Regions from separate parts of the Homo sapiens genome. Here regions 1, 2 and 3 are each linked to region 4. Evidence: chromatin contacts called from ENCODE Hi-C or POLR2A ChIA-PET data. All regions are on one chromosome and are shown on one strand. The core of a region is the stretch at or near the end of the contact, and the rest is flanking DNA. Distances in the headings are between cores, read along the strand shown.

Evidence for each region. A loop is a pair of places that touch in the nucleus more often than their neighbours do. ChIA-PET counts read pairs that join two places held with the same protein, here RNA polymerase II (POLR2A). Pooled maps may share reads with other maps.
Region 1: a pooled map shows a loop between it and region 4 (2.5-fold over the local background). The contact joins two enhancer-like sites. A Hi-C loop is called at or near these places in 4 of 37 single-sample maps with no recorded cell type and 3 of 50 pooled maps. POLR2A ChIA-PET finds 5 or more read pairs at or near these places in 1 of 52 experiments (WTC11).
Region 2: a loop to region 4 is called in a pooled map, with 3 times the contacts of the local background. The contact joins two enhancer-like sites. A Hi-C loop is called at or near these places in 1 of 37 single-sample maps with no recorded cell type and 2 of 50 pooled maps. POLR2A ChIA-PET finds 5 or more read pairs at or near these places in 1 of 52 experiments (IMR-90).
Region 3: a map with no recorded cell type shows a loop between it and region 4 (4-fold over the local background). The contact joins two enhancer-like sites. A Hi-C loop is called at or near these places in 1 of 168 maps with a recorded cell type or tissue (GM12878), 11 of 37 single-sample maps with no recorded cell type and 3 of 50 pooled maps.

What each region holds. Positions count from the first base shown.
Region 1 is chr6:36,751,235-36,753,934 of GRCh38, forward strand. CPNE5 (copine 5) reads right to left here. Exons shown (of 21, transcript NM_020939.2): 14 at 1,800-1,861. Among named protein-coding and RNA genes, the nearest start is that of RAB44, 55 kb to the left of the region's middle. Within about 2 kb of position 1,295, at least 14 of the 41 ENCODE cell types and tissues checked have a DNase peak (open chromatin) inside an H3K27ac peak, as active enhancers do.
Region 2 is chr6:36,649,595-36,652,294 of GRCh38, forward strand. No RefSeq gene overlaps it. Among named protein-coding and RNA genes, the nearest start is that of PANDAR, 24 kb to the right of the region's middle. Within about 2 kb of position 1,422, at least 4 of the 41 ENCODE cell types and tissues checked have a DNase peak (open chromatin) inside an H3K27ac peak, as active enhancers do.
Region 3 is chr6:37,558,687-37,561,386 of GRCh38, forward strand. No RefSeq gene overlaps it. Among named protein-coding and RNA genes, the nearest start is that of MIR4462, 4.6 kb to the left of the region's middle. Within about 2 kb of position 1,450, at least 2 of the 41 ENCODE cell types and tissues checked have a DNase peak (open chromatin) inside an H3K27ac peak, as active enhancers do.
Region 4 is chr6:37,143,300-37,145,999 of GRCh38, forward strand. No RefSeq gene overlaps it. Among named protein-coding and RNA genes, the nearest start is that of PIM1, 26 kb to the right of the region's middle. Within about 2 kb of position 1,257, at least 13 of the 41 ENCODE cell types and tissues checked have a DNase peak (open chromatin) inside an H3K27ac peak, as active enhancers do.

The DNA of each region.
Region 1 (2,700 bases), core at 45-2,544, 390 kb before region 4:
GGGCTCCTTTTCGATGAAACCTCACAGCATCCAGCCCTTTAACTCATCAGTCTCCATCTTCATCCCACCCCACCCGCTAACTGCAAGTCAGGCAGGCTAGACTGATTCATTACTATAGAATGAAAGGCAGCATGTTATGGGAGAAGGAACCCTGCCACCATCTAGGCGTGTGGCTTCAGGCAAGCTCTGTAAAATGGGGATAACTGTTCTGATCCTGCCCACTGTGTTCTGTAAGTTGGGGGTACTATGCAAATGAAAAAAATAAATAGGATGGACTGGGTGTGGTGGCTCATGCCTGTAATCCCAGCACTTTGGGAGGCCGAGGCAGGCGAATCACCTGAGGTCAGGAGTTCGAGACCAGCCTGGCCAAAATGGTGAAAGCCCGTCTCTACTAAAAATACAAAAATTAGCTGGGGGTGGTGGCGCATGCCTGTAGCCCCAGCTACTCTACTTGATAGGCTGAGGCAGGAGAATTGCTTGAACCCAGGAGGCGGAGGTTGCAGTAAGCCGAGATTGTGCCACTGCACTCCAGCCTGAGTGACAGAGCGAGACTCTGTCTCAAAAAATAAATAAAATAAAATAAAATAAAATAAACATAAATAAAAATAAACAGGATGAGGGGTGTTTGAGAGTTACCAGGTGCTATGGACTGTAAGGGGTGGCTGATTAATGGGATTGAGAGGGAAGCAATTTTGATGGGGGAAGAGTGCAAAGGCGGGGTCTGGAGTCAGCCCAGAGGAGGGGCAGGTAAGAGCAGAGGAGCTCCTGAGTGACTGGAGGCAGGGTGTGTGCTCAGTGGGTAGGAGGAGAGCTTGCAGCCTTGAGACTGCAAGCTCAAGGCAGCAGGGAGTGTTGTCATGGGAAAGTGAGTGTGGCTTCCCAGGACCTGACTTCTCCCTCTGCCCTGGAGAACCAGGCAGCCAAGGGTCCACTTGGCTGGGATGAGCCTTTGGCAGTTGCTCCTGCCTGTCTCCTTTCCAGACAGGTGCAGTCACTCACCTGCGGGCTCTTGGCTGCCCACGCCCTGACCTGGCACCTGTCCTGGCAGGCAGCATGCTGGGCAGGCTCTACCCTTAGAGCCAGGCTCTTTCCGTGAGCTGCTGGCTGGGGCCTCCTGGCTCCCCCATCTGTCTGGGCCTAGACACTGTGCCTGGTGGTTCTTTCTGCTCCTTAAACTCATGTTTGACCACCTGCTGGCCCCAGGACCAATCCCTGGCTTATCCCCAATCCCGCTGCCCTTACAGGGCCCTAATAACAGTGAGCAGGTTAATCACTGTCCCCCTCCCCCAACCAGACAGATCAGAGGTGTCAGAAGCTCAGAGCTGTAAGGAACCTTAACACTTACCTATTCCGTTCTCTTTGTGTACAGAGGAGGAAACTGATACCCTGAGAGGAAAAATGACTCACCCAAAGGAACCCAGCAAATTAATGGCAAAGAGAGGCCTAGAGCCTGGGCCTCCTGACTCCTATTGCAGGGTTCTTTCTACATCCCCAAGCCCTTGGCTTTCTGTCACGGAGTCCCTACCAGCTCCAGGTCCTGTCTCTGCATGGAGACCTGACATGACCCAGGCCAGCCTCCTTGGCTCAGGAGTTCCCTCCAAGCTGCTTGGGATCTGGGGATGTGCAGGGCTCTGGATGAGTTGTCTCAGCCCAAACACCAGGGTTTGCTCAGAGCCCAGCACCACAGCCTTCAACCAGGGCTTTGAAGAGGCCAGGGTGGGGCCAGAGCCGGTCCTGTCGGTGTGTGGGGCCCTTTCCCTCTCCCCAAGGCCCATGAAATTGGCTGTATCTCTTCTCACCCTCCTTTGATGTAGTCAAGGAAGGTGCACTCTGACTCCACAGCAAAGGAAAGCAGGGTGACCTTCAAAACAAAAGGGAGCTTGGTCAGTGGGGAGCCTGGGGTCAGGGGAGATGGGTTATGATTCGAGAGCTGACATTGACAGAACACTCGGCATGTGCCAGTTTTGCATGCATGACTGCATGCACTGCCCACACCACCCCATGAAGTACTATTATTATCCCCACTTTATAGCCAAGGAAACTGAAACCCAAAGAGGTGGTGCAATGTGCCCAAGGACACTGCCAGGGCAGAGAAGGGATCTGAAACCAGGGTGTGTCTGACTTCAGAGCCTGCACTCTTGACCTTGACGGAAGGGTCCCATCTGTGTCAGTGGAACCGGGGTCCAAGCCAAGGGTGTTAGTTTCCTCTAAGTGGGCACTGGCTCTTCAGCCCCAGGGACCTAGGGTGGGGTGTGGAGGACAAGGGGGCCCTCCTGGCACAGGCCTAACAACCTGCCAATGCCGACCAGCTTCAGGCTTCCATGTGCCTAGAGCTATTAGTCCTGAAATGTGCCTCTTTGGACTGTGCTTATCTTAAATCTTACTGGTCCCATCTCATCCCTCTCAGACCCAAGATCCTGCCTCATAAGTAGCCCATCCTTTTCCCCAGAGGTAACTGACTACCCCAGGCCCCCTCCCCCAAGCAGAGGCCTTTTAACCTATGCCCTGGCAAAGTTAGCTTTGGCTTTGCCAAGACAGGCAGCTACCTGGCAGCTCATTATCATAACAATTTAGAATCAAGGAGACAAATGAAAGCCTGGCATCCTAGGCCAATTATATGAGACAAGATTAGGGCAGAGGACCTTTCACCTGTGTAAGAGAACGAACTCCTCTCTGGTAGTTTGGGAGCCCCCTATTCAT
Region 2 (2,700 bases), core at 172-2,671, 490 kb before region 4:
CCTCCATTTTAGGGCAGAGAAAGAAGTGACTAGAAAAACAAAACAAAAGGCAATCCCACCCTGAAAGTGTGCAGAGCTCCAGAGACACGCACTGTTCAGGCTTAGCCCAGGAGAAGTGTGGTCAGAGGGGAAACCCAGAGTGGCGAGGCCAGGGAAGCACACTGACCTGGGAATTTCAAATTCCATCTGCGTGGGCTCACCCTTTAATTTGGTGGCTGTGTGATCCCTTGGGGGAGATTTAATCCCCAGCTTCCTGCGCCCACACTGTTTCCCAGCCAGATTGGAAGACCGTGCTTCCTGGTTCCTGCCTGAGGGCAAAGGGGCAGCTTCCTGAACCAAAAGGGGCACACACCTGGCTTAGCTCCTGAGTGACCCCAGAGCTGGAGGCACTCTTGGATGAAGACTTTTTGGTGACAATGATGATGCAACATTTTTATGTTGATGAAGTGACATAACAAGAGCAATTTACCCACAGGACGCTCAGATGCACAAAGAAGATATTCTCTCTTTCTTCCTGTTACTGATTCAATCTCTCCCACGAGTCCCACTTCGGGGTGTTGGAGCTGGGAAGGGAAGGGGACAATTTGCCAAGTAGGTGCCTTGGTCTACTCCCATTTGAAGTGTATCTAACGGGTAAACACTCAGTCACCACATGAATAGGGACATTTCTCCCTTCCCTACCCGCTTGTCTCCATGCCACCTTGGAGAGGGGTCACACATGGAACCTACCGCTTCCCTGCCCCTTTCCCTTCTTCCCCTACAACACACTGGGACCTGAGGAGCCGACCCTTTGTCTCTGCCTAAGACACTTTGTCTCTTCCTAGGCTTCTCTGACCAGAAGCAGCAACTGGGGCACTGGTTTAAAATATTCATTCCCTGCTGGGCGCGGTGGCTCATGCCTGTAATCCCAGCACTTTGGGAGGCCAAGGCGGGCTGATCATTTGAGGTCAGGAGTTCGAGATCAGCCTGACCAACATGGTGAAACCCCGTCTCTACTAAAAATACAAAAAAATTAGCAGGGCATGGTGGCACGCGCCTGTAGCCCCAGCAAGCTATTCAGGAGGCTGAGGCAGGACAATCACTTGAACCCGGGAGGTGGAGGTTGCAGTGAGCTGAGAGACAGAGCGAGACTCCGTCTCAGAAAAAAACAAAACAAAACAAAAAACCATAAAATAAAATATTCATTCCCTGTGCCTACCCTGGAGAGTCTGATTAAGTAGATTTGAGGAGAGACCCAGGAATCCATGTATTTTAGTTCTCTCCCAGAAAGTTAGAGACACACTGCTCTATGCCAGATACTGAGTTCTCTCCAGCAAGGCTTACAGTAACCTCAGTGGCCAAGTCCTTCAGGCCGACTTGTTAAGGGAACAGAAACTTCAAACACTGTAGGACAATTCCCTTTGCCTCAAAGCCTGGCTTTGAAGGTTATTGTTTACAAGGAGCTCCCACCCCACCCAGCTGCCAGATAAAGGAAACTTGTTAGTTGAGGGAAAGCAATGACTTTGTCTTTCAAACTGGTATCTGTTCCTCTTTTAATACAGGGAACCTGTTGATTCTGGGCTGGGGAGCCCCGGGGGCCAAGGTGATTAAAGGAGTTATGCTTTCACAAATGTATTTTAAAATATCCCTTCACTAACAATAATATCTAACATTCATTGAGAACTTACTATGTGCAAAGTATTGTGTTACATGCACTCATGGATTCTCTCCTTTAATCCTCACAACCTTATACTGCTATTACCCCCAGTTTACAGATAAGGAAAGTGTGAAGCATATAGAGGTTAAACAACTTGCCTGGGATCACTGTCCTTCCAGGAAAAGCCAGGATTTAAGCTGAGTCTGTGTAACTCTAAAAGTTCCCTAAGATCTCCTTACCTACTTGATCCTACTTGATCCTTCCGACTTAGCCTCCCAAAGTACTGGGATTACAGGTGTGAGACCATGCCCGGCCTTAGCCTTTAATTTTCAATTCCTAAAAATCTGCAAGGGCTGGGCACAGTAGCTCATGCCTGTAACCCTAGCACTTTGGGAGGCCAAGGCGGGCAGATCACTTGAGGTCTGGAGTTCGCAGGATCTTAGAATCACTAAGATCCCCTTACCTACTTTAGTTTGAGGCCTCTTGGAAATAATCTGGACCAGCTTTCATATTTTATTGCTGTGGAGATACAGGCTTGTACCCAGTAGGAAAATGACTTGCCCAGGGACACACAGCTAGTCAGCAGCAAGGCTGGAAATGGAACCCAGGGCTGGACTCCTGATCTAGTGCTCCTCCCTTCAGCCTTGGTGCCTCCATTCTGGCATTTGACGTGCCATCCTGGATATTCAGGAATTGCCACTGTTCTGAGCTGCTGAACTCCCTGAGGAATGTGGAGGTCTTCAGGGGACTGAGGTCTGCCCCACAGGTTTCACAATTTCACTGAGTTCTTAAAACGAGTGGGGCCCATCCAGGGCATTGCTTCAATGTCATTGCACCATAAACTCTACTCCTTGATTTCTAATGTGCACATTTCTTGGTTATGACTCTGTAAACTCTTTATAGTCTAATTCTCTTTGTTCTGCAGATTTTTTTTTTTTTTTCACAGAGTATCACTGTCTCGCCCAGGCTGGAGTGCAGCAGCGTCATCTCGGCTCATTGCAATCTCTGTTTCCCGCGTTCAGGCAATTCTCATACCTCAGCCTCCCAAGTAGCTGGACTACAGG
Region 3 (2,700 bases), core at 200-2,699, 420 kb after region 4:
AAGGAGTGACCTGATCAGATTCGTTGGTTTCCTCTGCCCCGAGGTCTTCTTACTTCTATCCCAACAACTGAGCTAGCCTCCCGCCCCCAGCTCGGGCCGGCACACCGTAGGTGCCCAGCATGAGTGCGTGGACACCACTCGTGTCTCTCACCATTGTCCCTAAAATCAAGCCCACAGTCCATGGAGGCTTGCCCTGCCAGCTCCTGAACAGCCGGCTGACCCACTCCGACGCCGCGGGCTCACCTTGGAGTAGTGCCCAAGCTGGGTGTCGCTTTATGAATTGGGCTGTTTTTGCCACCTGGGCTGGTGTCCCCACTCCCCACCCCATGCCACCCCCACTTTTCCTCTTACCTGGCTCTTTCTCATCTGGAAGGTCTTGGCCACAGTATCACCTACTTGGAGAGACTTTCCTGAGTGTAAAGAAGCCCCCACCGCCAAGATTCTCCCACGATGACGCCCTTTTACTTTGTAGCACCGAACCTGGTTTGTTGTTATATAATTGTGGTTTGTTTGTGGTCTGTCTCCTCCATTAGGCTAAAACCTACAGGGCACATGGCTTTTGTCTTCCACTGTGTCTTGGGGCCTGGCACAGGGTAGGGTACCAGGACCATGTGTTGAAGGAATGAATGAGGCTCAAACCTCTGCTCAGACTCAGGGCTCCTTAAAGATAGGAATCTACCTCCGTTTTCAGCCTGGGCCCCCTTCATCCCCTGCACAGGGCAGGGACTGCTTCCGCCCCTCTCCCCTTTCTCCTAGGGTCCCTTTGCTGCAGGCAGAGCTGGAGCTGGAGCAGAAGTGTGGCTGAGGCCACTGAGGAAGCATTCACAGCTCAGACCTGCAGCCTCCTCCGACCACAGAGCTAATGCTGTGGAGCTGACCACTTGGCACCAGAGATCTCCAGGGAAACCCTGCCAGCGCCCTGAGCTTATGGCCTGGCCTTAAACCTGCACCACTGGCTTCAAAAGTGCCACATCCTCTCCCTATCTTTAAAGATAGCACAGCACCTGCCTTCATGAATCCATTTCAGTGAAAGCGGGGCTTAAAAACCAGAGCTGTACAGCAACATACACACACACCCTAAACACATCCCCACTTCTACCTTCCATCTTTTCTCTTTCTGCATTCATTCCTCTGGCCCAGTCTCTGTGTCTCTGTTCCACTTATTTCTGTCTCTGTCAATCTGTGTCTCTTTCCATCTGCCTCTGTCCCTCGCTGCGTCTCTGCTTCTCTCTGCCACATTTTGTGTTTCTTTTCTGTCTCTGTCCGCTTGTGAGTGTTATTCTACATCTCATGCCCTCTCTGAGTTTTTGTTCATGTCTGCCTTCTCCTGTCACCCCCAAGGGCCCTGAGGTCCCCCCTCCCCTCATTCCTCCCTTCCCCCGTAGCAGCCACCTCTCTGGGTGCCACTAGCTCACGCTTAGCTCTTCAGGCAATCGTAGAAAGAAGAAAGGGAGGAGGATGCTAGCGGGGAGCTTGAAGCAAGTGGTGGGGCAGCAGTGAGAAGTAGAAGTAGCACTGAATAAATACGCAGCTGTCTCTTTTATCTCTTCTTGGCAGGAGGCAGAAGCTGGGGCAGGGGAGGCTCAGACGAATGGGCAGGGAGGGAGATGGATGATGGGGCCCAGAGTGAGACGGGGAGACTCAGGGCAGCCGACAGGACTGAAATGAAGGGGGATGTAAGTTTCCACAACCTCTGGCTCCTGGCAGGAGACTTTCCACCCTGATTACTAGGGACAGGGAATTGTTTAGGAGTCCAGGACACAAAAGGATAAAATAAGGAGACCGTGGGAAGAGCAGTAAGTGTGTGTGTGTGTGTGTGTGTGTGTGTGTGTGTGTGTGCGTGCGCACGCGCGCGCCCTACTCACTAGTCGCTAGTGCTATTTGCTAAATATTTCTGGGTCTCCTCTTCCGAATTGCACTCCCTGGCCCCCTTGTGGTTGGATGGGGCCATATGACCAGTTCTGGCCAATGGGCAGAAGAGAAAGTGTCACTTCCCGGCAGAAGAATGTAATTGCCAATGCAACATCTTCCAGAGGTCTTTCTTTCCCTCTGGCACTATGACCAGCAAGCTTTGAGCTAGTGGCTTCTCCATCAGTCTGGGCCTTGGGGTGATATGATGTGCAGAAGCTGTGACTGGCATGTCGCGTGAGCAAGAAGCAAGCCCTTTGGTTTTAAGCAGTAGAGGTTTTGGAGTTATTTGTTAATGAAGCATAGCCTTGCCTATCCTGACTGATGCAGTATACATGCCTGTGATTGTGTAGGTGTCTGTATGGAGTGTAAAGTGTCCAGGGATGTGTGTTTAAGCATGTGTATGTGCCAATATTTATTTAATACATATAGAAGCACGTGTGTTTAGAGGTTGTGTGTGTGAATACAAGTCTTGGTATTTTTGGTCCACACCCAGCAAATGGTGAAGAAGGAAAGTTTCCCTCTGCTGCTGTCTTACCTCCTGTTTGAGGTAGACACACAAAGGGCCAGATCTTGGGTCCCGCTTGCCTCCTAACCACCCGCCCAGCTTTAATCTCCACGTCTTCTCTTCTTCCTGGCAGCTGCTACCCTCTTCCCTGAGTGTTCCTGGGGTGGCTACTGCTTTTGGCTGCCTGGCACAATTTCCCTCTCTCCTAGCCCCAGGCAGAGTGACTGGTTCTGGGTTAGGTGTGTGGCCAGGGCCAGACCACTCAGACACCTTCCCCAGGATTT
Region 4 (2,700 bases), core at 7-2,506:
ACTCCAGCCTGGGCAACAAGAGTAAATCTCCGTCTCACCAAAAAAAAAAAAAAAGGAAAAAAAAAGAAAAAAGGAAAGAAAAGAAAATACAAAAATCCTACATGGGAGACTACATGGAATTTCTATTCCTTAAGGATCGCCAAAATAAGACCCACTCATCACTATGTTCTATCATCCAGGCACATAGTTTAATTTTATTTTAAAAAGGAATAAAGTAAGTTGTTGATCAGATTATCTTGAAGGAATTAGAAGAGCATTTAATATATGTACAACACGTGGCTTCTTGGGTTTATCACAACTTTTTCCTCTCTGCATTTGCAATGAATGGACCATCCACAGAATCTGCTGTCTTTTGCTGTGATTTCTTCTGTTACCCCAGTTTACTTTTAAGACTGGTGTAAAATAATAATGACGTATATTTGCCATAAAGAGCTTGTACAATAACTACAGATACAAACCTTTTGTAACACCTGTCACTACCGATATTGAAACTATACTTCAGAAATTGTATGAGTGAAGAGTGATGCATTCATATAATAGACTGTTTCCCCCCAAAACAGTGCCACTTGATTTAGGAGAAACTCTAGTTAATCTCTTTTATAAAATTCCCTGAAATTACTCTTGTAACCTGCAGCATGAATTTAGGATAAATAAATTGCACAAGATTGAAAATACCCTTTCAGATATTTTGTACACTCTGGAAATAAATTGTGGGGTTTTGTTTTTACTCATCTTTTAAAAAGAAAAAAGATAGAGGGCCGAGTGCGGTGGCTCGCGCCTGTAATCCCAGCACTTTGGGAGGCCAAGGGGGGCAGATCATGAGGTCAAGAGTTTGAGACCATCCTGGCTAACAAGGCGAAACTCTGTCTTTACTAAAAATACAAAAAATTAGCTGGGCGTGGTGGCGGGCGCCTGTAGTCCCAGCTACTCAGGAGGCTGAGGCAGGAGAATCGCTTGAACCTGGGAGGCAGAGGTTGCAGTGAGCCAAGATGGTGCCACTGCACTCCAGCCTGGGCTACAGAGCATGACTCCGTCTCAAAAAAAAAAAAGAGAGAGAGGAGAGGAAAGGAAAATGAGCCTTAGCAGCTGTGTATTTTTTAAACAATAAGAAAATAGCATTCCCCAGAATTTCCAGTAAAACCCATAAGATTTAGGCAGTTCATCCCTGAAGTATGTGTGGGATGCTGGGAGCTCCCTGGCTTTTCCAGGCAACCCCACCCCCAAAAAACTCCCCACAAAAAAACAAAAGCAGATGGGCTGCATCTGAACGAATCAAACTCCCCAGGGGCCAGAGCTCTCTGCTCTAAATGCTAATAGAGTGAGTAATCAGAAACCTACATTTGGTAAATTATTTATCTTATCTCTGGAACTCAGCAAAGCATCGAAGACAGCAACTTCTGTAGAAAGATGTTGTTGGTCAAGAGCTCCAGCTGGAATTCGTACTTTTACTAGAAAAGGGAAAAGTTCAGAGACCAGTGTGTCTCATGAAGCAATAATTTTTTTTTTTTTAAATGACCAAAAGCAAAGCCAAGGAAAACTGACTTCACAGTTCCATGGAACAGGTCTGGTTCATGTTTTGTCTAATGAGCCTTACGTTCCATCCGTATTAGGGTAATGGCAAAACAAACCAATAGACAATATAGATCCCCAAAGAGATGGGAATAGGTTCTGTAGTCCCCATCTCCACTCTACTTTTCCTTGCAGAGGGCCATAAGAGATACGACTAACCTGGGGCCGGGCTCTGTGGCGCATGTCTGTAATCCCAGCACTTTGGGAGGCCGAGGCGGGTGGATCACGAGCTCAAGAGTTTGAGACCAGCCTGACCAACATGGTGAAACCCCATCTTTACTAAAAATACAAAAATTAGCTGGGCGTGGTGGCGCCTGTCTGTAATCTCAGCTACTCGGGAGGCTGAGGCAGAAGAATCACTTGAATCCGGGAGACAGAGGTTGCAGTGAGCTGAGATCGCACCACTGCACTCCAGCCTGGGCAACAGAGCAAGACTGCGTCTCAAAAAAAAAAAAAGAAAAGAAAAGAAAAAGAGTAACCTGGAACAGTGGTTCTTTTTTTTTTTTTTTTTTTTTGAAACGTAGTCTCACTCTTTCACCCAGGCTGGAATACAGTGGAGAAATCTCGGCTCACTGCAACCTCTGCCACCTGGGTTCAAGCGATTCTCTTGCCTCAGCCTCCAGAGCGGCTAGGATTACAGGTGCGAGCCATCACACCTGGCTAATTTTTGTATTTTTAATAGAGACGGGGTTTCGCCATGTTGTTCAGGCTAGTCTTGAACCCACCTCAGCCTCCCAAAGTGCTGGGATAACAGGCATGAGTCACCGCATCCGGCCTGGGAACAGCGATTCTTGAACTTGAGCATCCAGCATCAGAGGGCTTGTGAACATTCAGGATGCTGGGCTCCAACTCCTGCGTTTCTGATTCTATTGGCTTGCTGGCGTAGGGCCTGTGAATTTTCATTTCCACCTTTGCTGGTGCAAGGGCTACATTTTGAGAAGCACTGGTCTAGAGAATGGGGTGTTTTCACAATCTGGTTTGGTGTCTGTAGAATCTAGGCACCCACCCTCAGAGAATATAAGGAGATTTGTAGGTTTAAGGTCTTTGACTGGGATATTGACAGAGGAATTAGCCCTACTAATGAATCTTATCACTTTCCCCTATTTTACAAAACACTTTAACTTTGTAACT